3 separate regions of the Homo sapiens genome follow, and all the other regions are linked to region 2. Evidence: chromatin contacts called from ENCODE Hi-C data. All regions are on one chromosome and are shown on one strand. Each heading gives the region's core, a stretch centred on a gene start or an enhancer-like site at or near the end of the contact. The rest is flanking DNA. Distances are from core to core; before and after follow the strand shown. Region 1 overlaps ST7 (suppression of tumorigenicity 7). Region 2 holds the start of LSM8 (LSM8 homolog, U6 small nuclear RNA associated). Region 3 holds the start of CAV1 (caveolin 1).

Evidence for each region. A loop is a pair of places that touch in the nucleus more often than their neighbours do. Pooled maps may share reads with other maps.
Region 1: a pooled map shows a loop between it and region 2 (6-fold over the local background). The contact joins the enhancer-like site here to the promoter of LSM8 in region 2. A Hi-C loop is called at or near these places in 8 of 50 pooled maps.
Region 3: a map of CD8-positive, alpha-beta T cell shows a loop between it and region 2 (4-fold over the local background). The contact joins the promoter of CAV1 here to the promoter of LSM8 in region 2. A Hi-C loop is called at or near these places in 1 of 168 maps with a recorded cell type or tissue (CD8-positive, alpha-beta T cell), 2 of 37 single-sample maps with no recorded cell type and 6 of 50 pooled maps.

The regions. Positions count from the first base shown.
Region 1 is chr7:117,109,235-117,112,152 of GRCh38, forward strand. All of the region lies in intron 2 of ST7 (suppression of tumorigenicity 7), which reads left to right. It also overlaps a transcript of ST7-AS2 not described here. Among named protein-coding and RNA genes, the nearest start is that of ST7-AS2, 35 kb to the right of the region's middle. RefSeq lists enhancers at 1,274-1,353, 1,394-1,613. Within about 2 kb of position 1,542, at least 4 of the 41 ENCODE cell types and tissues checked have a DNase peak (open chromatin) inside an H3K27ac peak, as active enhancers do.
Region 2 is chr7:118,182,864-118,185,817 of GRCh38, forward strand. It overlaps LSM8 (LSM8 homolog, U6 small nuclear RNA associated), which reads left to right and starts at 1,301. Exons shown (of 4, transcript NM_016200.5): 1 at 1,301-1,391; 2 at 2,791-2,831. The coding sequence starts at 1,361. LOC105375470 (a long non-coding RNA gene) reads right to left here and starts at 1,105. Exons shown (of 4, transcript XR_927904.3): 1 at 1,052-1,105.
Region 3 is chr7:116,523,410-116,526,418 of GRCh38, forward strand. It overlaps CAV1 (caveolin 1), which reads left to right and starts at 1,627. Exons shown (of 3, transcript NM_001753.5): 1 at 1,627-1,683. The coding sequence starts at 1,654. RefSeq lists silencers at 1-200, 2,609-2,998.

The sequences.
Region 1 (2,918 bases), core at 292-2,791, 1.1 Mb before region 2:
CAGAGATGGCTTTTATTACCTTAAGTATGTCCCTTCTATGCCAATTCTTTTGAAGAGATGAATAAAATTGATAGACCATTGGTGAGATTAAGCAAGAGAAGAAGAGAGAAGATCCAAATAAGCTCAATTAGAAACGAAATAGGAGATATTACAACTGATACCACAGAAATACAAAAGATAATTCAAGGCTACTTTGAACCCCTTTACACACATAAACTAGAAAACCTAGAAGAGATGGATGAATTCCTGGAAATATACAACCATCCTAAATTAAACTAGGAAGAAATTGAAAGTCTGAACAGATTGAAATGGTAATTAAAAAGTTACCAACAAAAAAAAGTCCAGGACCAGATAGACTCACAGCTGAATTCTATCAGACATTCAAAGAAGAATTGGTACCAATCCTATTGACCCTATTCCAAAAAATAAAGAAGGAATCCTCCCTAAATTATTCTGTGAAGCCAGTATCACCCTAATGCCCAAACCAGGAAACAATATAACAAAAAAATAAAACTACAGATCAATATCTCTGATGAACGTAGATACAAAAATTCTCAGTAAAATATTAGCTAACTGAATCCAACAGCATGTCCAAAAAGATAATTCACCATGAACAAGTGGGTTTCATACCAGGGATGCAGGGATGGTTTAACATATGCAAGTAAATAAATGTGATACACCATATAAACAGAATTAAAAATGAAAATCACATGATCATTTCAATAGATGCAGAAAAAACATTTGACAAAATCCAGCACCCCTTTATGATTAAAAACCTACCTTAATATTCCTAAATAGAGGCAACTTCAGACTGGGAAAATGCTTGGTAAATTCTTACTAAATATATGCCCCAAACATGGCAATCTTTTAGCATATATGTTTTGTGGGAGGGAGAAGGGAAGGCATTACAAGTCTCCCTCTGATGATTATCATTTACATTTACAATAGTATTTTAACATTTTCATTCAAAACATCTTGGAAATATTTTTAAGTAAGCAAATAGAAAAAAAGAACTTTTCTGGATACAATTTCATACTGAAACCAGTAATTCACTCTGATGCTGAAAGGTAGGCTTTTGTCTTTTGTTTATACATTCCTCCTCTCAGAGGAGGGTCACTGAAGACTGTTACCTACTTAGATGATGCCAGGCACTGATCTAAAGCACTTTGCATGCTAACTCATTTACTCTTCCCCACCGTACAACAGGGTCATTGCTAATGGTTGTTTCCTTTTTACTTACAGGTAGGCTCAATAGGTAGAATAGGCCAGTTAGTAACCTGCCTTCAGTCACACAGCTAGCAATGGAGGAGCAGGGTTGGAACCCAGGCCATCTTGTGCAGGCAGCCTGCACTCTGTCACTCATTTCACTGCCTCTGTGGTCAGCTGTTTTTCTAGCCTGCTGTACAAATGGTAGGTCTGGACTTTATTCTAGCAGTAGCGTGGTGTAGATTCACAGGCTATAAATTAATTACCTCCGTGTGGGTTGTTTCCTTTCACTCTGGTGAGCTAGGCCTAATGGTTGTTTTCCTTTTTAACTCAAAGATGGGGAAGCCCCAACAGCAATAAAGGGATTTCCCTAGAGCCTGGCTGCCTTTGCAGATCTGGGCTGGTGAGGTTTTCTGTGCCCCTGCTGAACCGGATGATCATTGCTGGGCTATCTTATGGTACATTTGTCTTGCAGCATTCTCAGGAAGCAGAGGATGCTTCCGACTGATAGGAAACTTTGAGCAAAGGAAAACCTCTCCTGTAGGAACATTTTGAAAGGTCTCTCTCAAAATGCTGGTCTGTAGTGAGAGCTAAATAACTACAGTGTGTACAGCTTTAGGCTCCTGCTTTAGAGCTTGTTGACATGCCTAGCCTTTAGGGACTCAGCTTTGCCAGGCCTCGAAATGAACCCAGGGTAAGGTTTCTATTCAGCCACTATCCTTTTCTGCTGAGTGCATTTCAGGGAGAGGCAGCATTGAGGTAAAGGATCAGGTGCTCTGCAAAATAGTTGTGTGCATGGAAATGCTTAGCAGTTTGCTTCCTGGCCCCAGGGAGATAATTACCTAACTGCTCTCACCTAAGCAATGTCCTAGGAGCCTGCCATGGACATTTAAAGTACACGGCTGACCCTGGGGAAATTGATTATTTGGGGGCCTCAGGATTTCTATGCTGGAGACTAAAATTATCAAATTAAATTTGATTTCTTTGGAAGAGAGAGCTAAAAACAAAGAAAAACCCTGATGTTTCCTCTGTAAAGAAAAAGTCAATTAACTGAACAGATATACAATGTACTTAAAAATAAACAGGTGTATATTTTATTAGATATCCCTAATACTTCTTAGTTCACAAGGTGAAAGCTAGCAATGACTTTGTTATACCATCTAGCTCACTCTTCCCTTTTAGTTCCTATGCCTATACCCATCCATCCAGCTTTTTCCCTTGCTTAATTTCAAGATACCCCTCTGCCTGCTTGGCACAAGCCTTCCCATCCCAGTCCAGTTCCATCCACAAGAACTGCACCTGTCATCACAGTCCAGACCTGCCAAGTTAGTCTTATCTGCTAGCAAAGACATGCCCAGCCTCTGCAGGGAGTGTTTATTATAGTGGAGAAAATCTCTGGATTTTGCTTCGCTTTTGAGAGTGGTAAGGTGGATATGTGCAGAAAATGCTCCCCTTAATTATCTCAAAATGTTGATAGAATGCATACAATTCTGTATGTTGCATTGACATTTATACATAGATTCCTATATCCCTATTAAAATGTGTGTGTATGTATTTCATTGGATATAGGGATCAATACACATTTTAATAGGATACAGGATATGTATATTTGTGTATATGTATATAGATATACATATATGTACATATATATGCATGTGTGTGTGTGTGTATATATATATATAACAGAGGTATTTTTAAGAGGCATCCAGAGC
Region 2 (2,954 bases), core at 51-2,550:
GTTCTTTCATTAGCGGAAGACACTTTCATTTGTTACCCTGAGAATATGAGACATTCACAATCTAATTCCTGACTACATTTGATTTCAAACAGATAGGAATAAGTTCCAGAATATAAAATATTAACTATTTGGGAGTATCTTGTGGGTATGCTCTAATTAAGAAATGCTTCCTTTTCCGAGGAAAACTGCTGACATTGCAAGAGTTATTACAAAGCCACAAATCTTAAGAAAATACATGTTTAACTGAAATTATAAAGATATTTTGCAAAAAAGGGAAATCGCTCCTGCTGGTGTTTTGTGTATAAATCTCTTTCTAACTTCAAGCTCTCTCAAGTTAGGGCAACAGTAAATGAAGTGGGAACAGTATCGCATTGGGAAATATCTGAAATGATACCTATGGGACTATCTAACGAAACTGAGGCCCAGAAGAATTGAAGTGACCTGTGCAATGACACCAATTTGTTAGCAGAGCCAAGATTAGAACCAAGTTTGGTGCCTTCCTGCATCCTTCCTGCATCGGTCCTTTCTCGGTGCTGCAGCAGCCTTTTACTTACTAATTTCACCCTGAAGAAAGGTAGACCATCCTGGCGTGGCAGAAGCGTGGACATTCGTTTTCTAAGGGATGGTCACACACCTTTGCCTATTTGCATTTAGTTTCTTTAAAAAGTAAAAACACCTCCATTTTGGAACACTTTTAGAGACAAAAGCAGAACATACGAAAGTGTATTTCACTGCTGAGTTCTTAAGAGGCGTACACCGTGTGGTTATAACGTGCGCAACTCTGTCCCGGGCAACTGAACTTATTTTTAGCGTTATTTTCGGCTTCTGCTGCAGAAAACTAGGGATTCAACTACCCGCACCTACGTTTCACACAACAGCACTCGTCTCTCTCCTTCACTCCTAATAAAAACACCTTACTTCGTTTATTCCTGCCTGCTCTACCTCGTCTCAACATTTTCTCTTGTTAACTTCCACCACACTGCCTTTTACTCGGATTGGAAACCCACTCTCCCCCAACTTCTGTCTCATACCCCCAACTTCTGTCTCATACCCCCAACTTCAGGAAGCGTCTTCCTTTTTTCCGCCTCTCGTTCGCTTTTGTCTTACGAGGCTTCCGGAACACGGCCCAGAATTACAGAGAAAACACACTGCGCACGCGCACTCTCTCGTCACCGCTGTGCGGCTTCTGTTTGGTTGGCCAGTTCGTCCCAATTTCCGACTCACAGGGCTGCGGAGCAGCAACTCTCACGATATTTGCTGCGACCCGCAGGCGCTATCCGCTGCCGGGTTCTGGCGCGCCCTTTCAGTTCTGCTTGCTGTCGGCACCGCTGCGTTACCCGGAACCGCCGGGCCGAACAGCATGACGTCCGCTTTGGAGAACTACATCAACCGTATCCTCAAGCTGGCCGCCGCGGGCGTGAGCCGGGGTCGCGGAGAGGCCGCGGTCGGGGATCGGTGGGAGGTTGGGAGGCCTGGCCTCGGCGGGATCCTGGGGGCGGGCGAGGAGATGAGGGCCCCGGAACGACCCAGAGTTCGCCGGCGGCGCCTCGAGCCTTCCCGCTGCTGCGGGCCCAGGGGTCCTTTCCATTTTGCCTGCAAAACCCAAATAAAAACCCAGTGTGATTATTCCGAACTTTTCTGTCTTAAAAAAAATGTACGCTCTTGATTCTTACTTACTATTTCCCTATGGCATAAGTGTTAAAGTTTGTGAATAAGATGAACAGTCGTCCTGGCGGCGACAACAGTTTTGCAAATCTTTGTACTTGTTTTATTCACATAATTTGCTCGTTCGAGGATAGCAAAAAGTTTAACGATGGTTCACAGACTGTTTCTGTCCCTTTACCACTTGAAGTCCCAACTTGTTGGTAGAATGAAAAAAAATGGTTGCTGTTGTAATGGATTATAGTGAGGAGCAAGTAACAACCCCATGGGAAGTCTTAAAATAGACTTTACAAGTGTTACCGTTTTAAAGTCTTAGGACAAAAACACTACGTTAAGCTCAGGTACAAACTGGGTGACAAAAATTAAATACCGAATGCTTTTAATGATGCGTTATTGGTACCCTGTGACACTGCTTATATAGTTTCTTTACTTTTGAATTACAGAAGCCTGTCCTGGAAGACAGTTTTTTAACATGCTGGAAAATCGTCCAACATCGATTAATTTAGTACTCATCCACTTTTCATTTTAGAAATAAACAGGCCTAAGAAACGAAATATCCTGCCTGAAATAATAGATTGGTAACCTTCCTAGTAGAAAAGTGTCAAAAATCCAGGATATTTTGAGATAAGATACACCGATCACATACAGAAAGAGGTTTTCTTTTTCTATTTTTTCCCTTTTTTAATCATGTAATTATCACAAAGACAAAAACAGAAGCTTTTTTTAAGTTTTTTTTTTTTTTTCTTTTTTTGAGTCGAGGGTCTCACTCTGTTGCCCAGGCTGGAGTGCAGTGGCTTGATCATGGCTCAATGCAACCTTGAACTCCTGAGCCCAAGCAATCCTCCTGCCTCTGCCTCTGCCTCCTGAGTAGCTGGGACTATAGGTCACCAGGCCAGGGTAATAGAGATGGGGGTATCGCTGTGTTGCCCAAGCTGGTCTCACCTCAAGTGATCCTCCTGCCTTGGCGTCTAAGAAACTTTTAACGTTTTTATGTAGTGAACTTAGTGGCTGTGTTGAATACTTATACCTAGTTGTCATATTTATTCTAAAAATTCAAATCATTCCCTTGCCAGAGTCTGTTTTCAATTTGCATTCCCTAAGAAACACTTTCTTTGATTCAGTTATCAGGAACTGTTGCCGTTATTACATCAGATGGGAGAATGATTGTGGTAAGTCTTTGGAATTTTCATTCTCTGCTTTCCTGTAGGTTTATTGGTTGCAAGTTTTATGTGAAACCTCTAATCTCTAATGCCTAGACAGCACATTACACCCGTAGTGCAATTTTATTATAA
Region 3 (3,009 bases), core at 377-2,876, 1.7 Mb before region 2:
TTTTTCTGCTCCTCTCCCTCCCCGACGCTCCACCCCTCAAGTGGGCCCCAGTGCCTGTTTTTTCCCTATTTGTTTCCATGAGTTCTCATCATTTAGCTCCCACTAATGTGGTATTTGGGAAAATCCAACTTTTGAAAGATCTTTAGTCTGCTAATCATGAATGGCCAACATAATTACAGGCATGCCAACATTTGTAACATTGTGACACTTTCCCTGCCATTCTTAGTTAAAACTGATCTTTTGTTCCAAAAATTTTTGCTACCAACAATAGCCTGTCCTTTATAGTTCTTTTATACTTTTGTGTCTTCTCTCTAACTAAATAATCAACTCTTTCAGCATTCCATCCATTTCCCTTTCTCCTCCCTCTTACTCCCAACCCACATTCCCCTCTCCATTTTAATTTTAACCTGTGCCCCTTCAAGTGTACTCCAGCTTTTTTTTTAAAATAATTTCAAGTGATACTTTGACTTTTGACTGCATATGGAAGCATAAGTAACATGTCCTTTCATTTTTGGATAATGAGTTTCCTGATTAATTACAGCTCAAGAGTAAAATGACTGATTACTATTTAATTCATTTTGTGCTTCTTTACAATAAAGTAAAGACAGAAGCCCCAGATTCAGGAACAGACAAAATACTTTAATCGCTATCACATTTTTTTTAAGTCTAGTCAATTAGAAAAGTCAAATCTTTCCTCACAGCCAAGCACATTAAAAAAAAATCTTCTCTGGTAATAAACTTGAAGCTTTAAATAATTCTACAATTATAAACATTTTGTGTATTTTGCAAATATGGCATAACCTGTTGGCATAAAATTCCATTGTTCCAGAAAATATCGGTAATAAAATTATAGAAAAGTTAAAGATCTTCATTTCTTATTTCGAAGCGTTTGGGAGACATTTCAGAAACGGATGGGAAATGTTAAATTCTGCATGCCTGCTTAAGTTTCCATCCACACCGACTAGATGTAAACGAGTGTCACCAAAAGTACACCACAGGCACCCACACAGATTCCTTCCATAAGGGATCCACAAAGTTTAGATGTGAAATGTACCTAAAGGTTCCTAGCCGTCTTTCATCCCTCCCTCTGTGAAACAGGGAGACACATGTGTTTTAAGGCAGAGATGGAACTTGGGCGATGGGCGGGGGGTGGGGGAGGTGGGAAGGGACGGCTTAGGACAGGGCAGGATTGTGGATTGTTTCTGCCGCCTTGGTTGCCCATACTGGGCATCTCTGCAGGCGCGTCGGCTCCCTCCACCCCTGCTGAGATGATGCACTGCGAAAACATTCGCTCTCCCCGGGACGCCTCTCGGTGGTTCAGAGCAGGGAAAATGTTGCCTCAGGTTTAAAATAATCTGCCCAAGCACCCCAGCGCGGGAGAAACGTTCTCACTCGCTCTCTGCTCGCTGCGGGCGCTCCCCGCCCTCTGCTGCCAGAACCTTGGGGATGTGCCTAGACCCGGCGCAGCACACGTCCGGGCCAACCGCGAGCAGAACAAACCTTTGGCGGGCGGCCAGGAGGCTCCCTCCCAGCCACCGCCCCCCTCCAGCGCCTTTTTTTCCCCCCATACAATACAAGATCTTCCTTCCTCAGTTCCCTTAAAGCACAGCCCAGGGAAACCTCCTCACAGTTTTCATCCAGCCACGGGCCAGCATGTCTGGGGGCAAATACGTAGACTCGGAGGTAGGCATCCGTGGGGGGGCGCCGGCTCGGGCGTGCGGGGAGTGTCCGCTTCTGCTATCTGCCTCTCCAAATATCCCGACTGCTGCCCTGGCCCCAGCCCTCTCTCCACTTCGGAGCACTCCTCTGGCGTTGGCACCGCTGAGGAATGGGCCTGGGCGGGGAGGTGAAGAGAAGCCAGGAATGTTTTATGTTTTCCTAATGGAGAGGGGGCCTAGGGAGCCCCTGAGCTAGGAGGACACGGAAAAGGGGATTGGGGTCCTGAGATTGGGTCTGTTGGGCCCAGGACGCGTTTTCTGGATGGGTCTAGGATGCTCCCTTGTCGCGGGACCCCCGCGGTCCGGCCCTGCCTGCTGGGGGTTCGAAGAGGTGGAGTGCAGGGTGGAGGTGTTATTTACCCGAGTCCTGGGGACAGTCCCCGGGACTCTCCGCCAGGCGCCCAGACCGGCAGGTCCCGCAGGCGGCGCGCGGTGTGTTTGCACTTTCCAAAGTTCTTGAACCATCTCAAGAACTCCTTCTGCATCTTGGCGTCTGGCAGGGGTGTTCCGAGAGAGGTAGACCTCCCCTCCCCAAACTGCCACCATCACTTCCAACGCCCTCCACGCGCTGGAGCTCTGCCCGGGTGTGGAAACCTCGTCTTCCAACACGTAGCTGCCCTTCAGCCACCCGCCCGCAGCCTGGGAGTGCCCTGAGGGTGGGTCGGGGGAGCTGCGCAGGTGAGACTGAGTTCTAGGACATTTAGGGGGTCTGGTGCCTGGCTCCGCCAAAAATGGGGACTTTCGGGATTGTGATCATCACGGCGGATTGAGCAGGGAGAGCCGTGGAGGGACAAGAGAGGGCCGAGGCAGGGTGGGGGGCGCGGGCAGGTGCGAGGGGGATGCGGCCAAGAAGCAGCGATAAAGGGAACATTCCACGGGTCGGGCGGCTGCTGTTGGATCTTAGATAAAGCTGGAAGGGATTACCGGGGCAGGGGTAATAGGGACCGGGGACGGGAACGCGAAACAGGTGAAGCGCTCAGGGCGAGAGCGACTCGGCTTAGGGAGTCCGGGAGAAGCCTGCGGCTGCCCCCTCGCCGCCGAGGTCCTGCGGGTCCTGCGGGTCCTGCGTGCTGAGCCGGGGCGTGCGCGGGCGGGGGCCTTCGGACCGCGCGGCGGGGCCTGCCCTGACCCCTGGCGGCGGGCGGGGGAGGCAGGCGCGCCCTGCAGAGTACAGAGGGGTGTGGTGTCCTCTGCGAGATCCTCTTAAAAAGCTGGCTACGCGCAGGCGGTTTCTGTGCACGGAGCCGTAGCTGTCGGAGCGGTTAGTTCGATTTCGAGCTCGAGGTTTCCC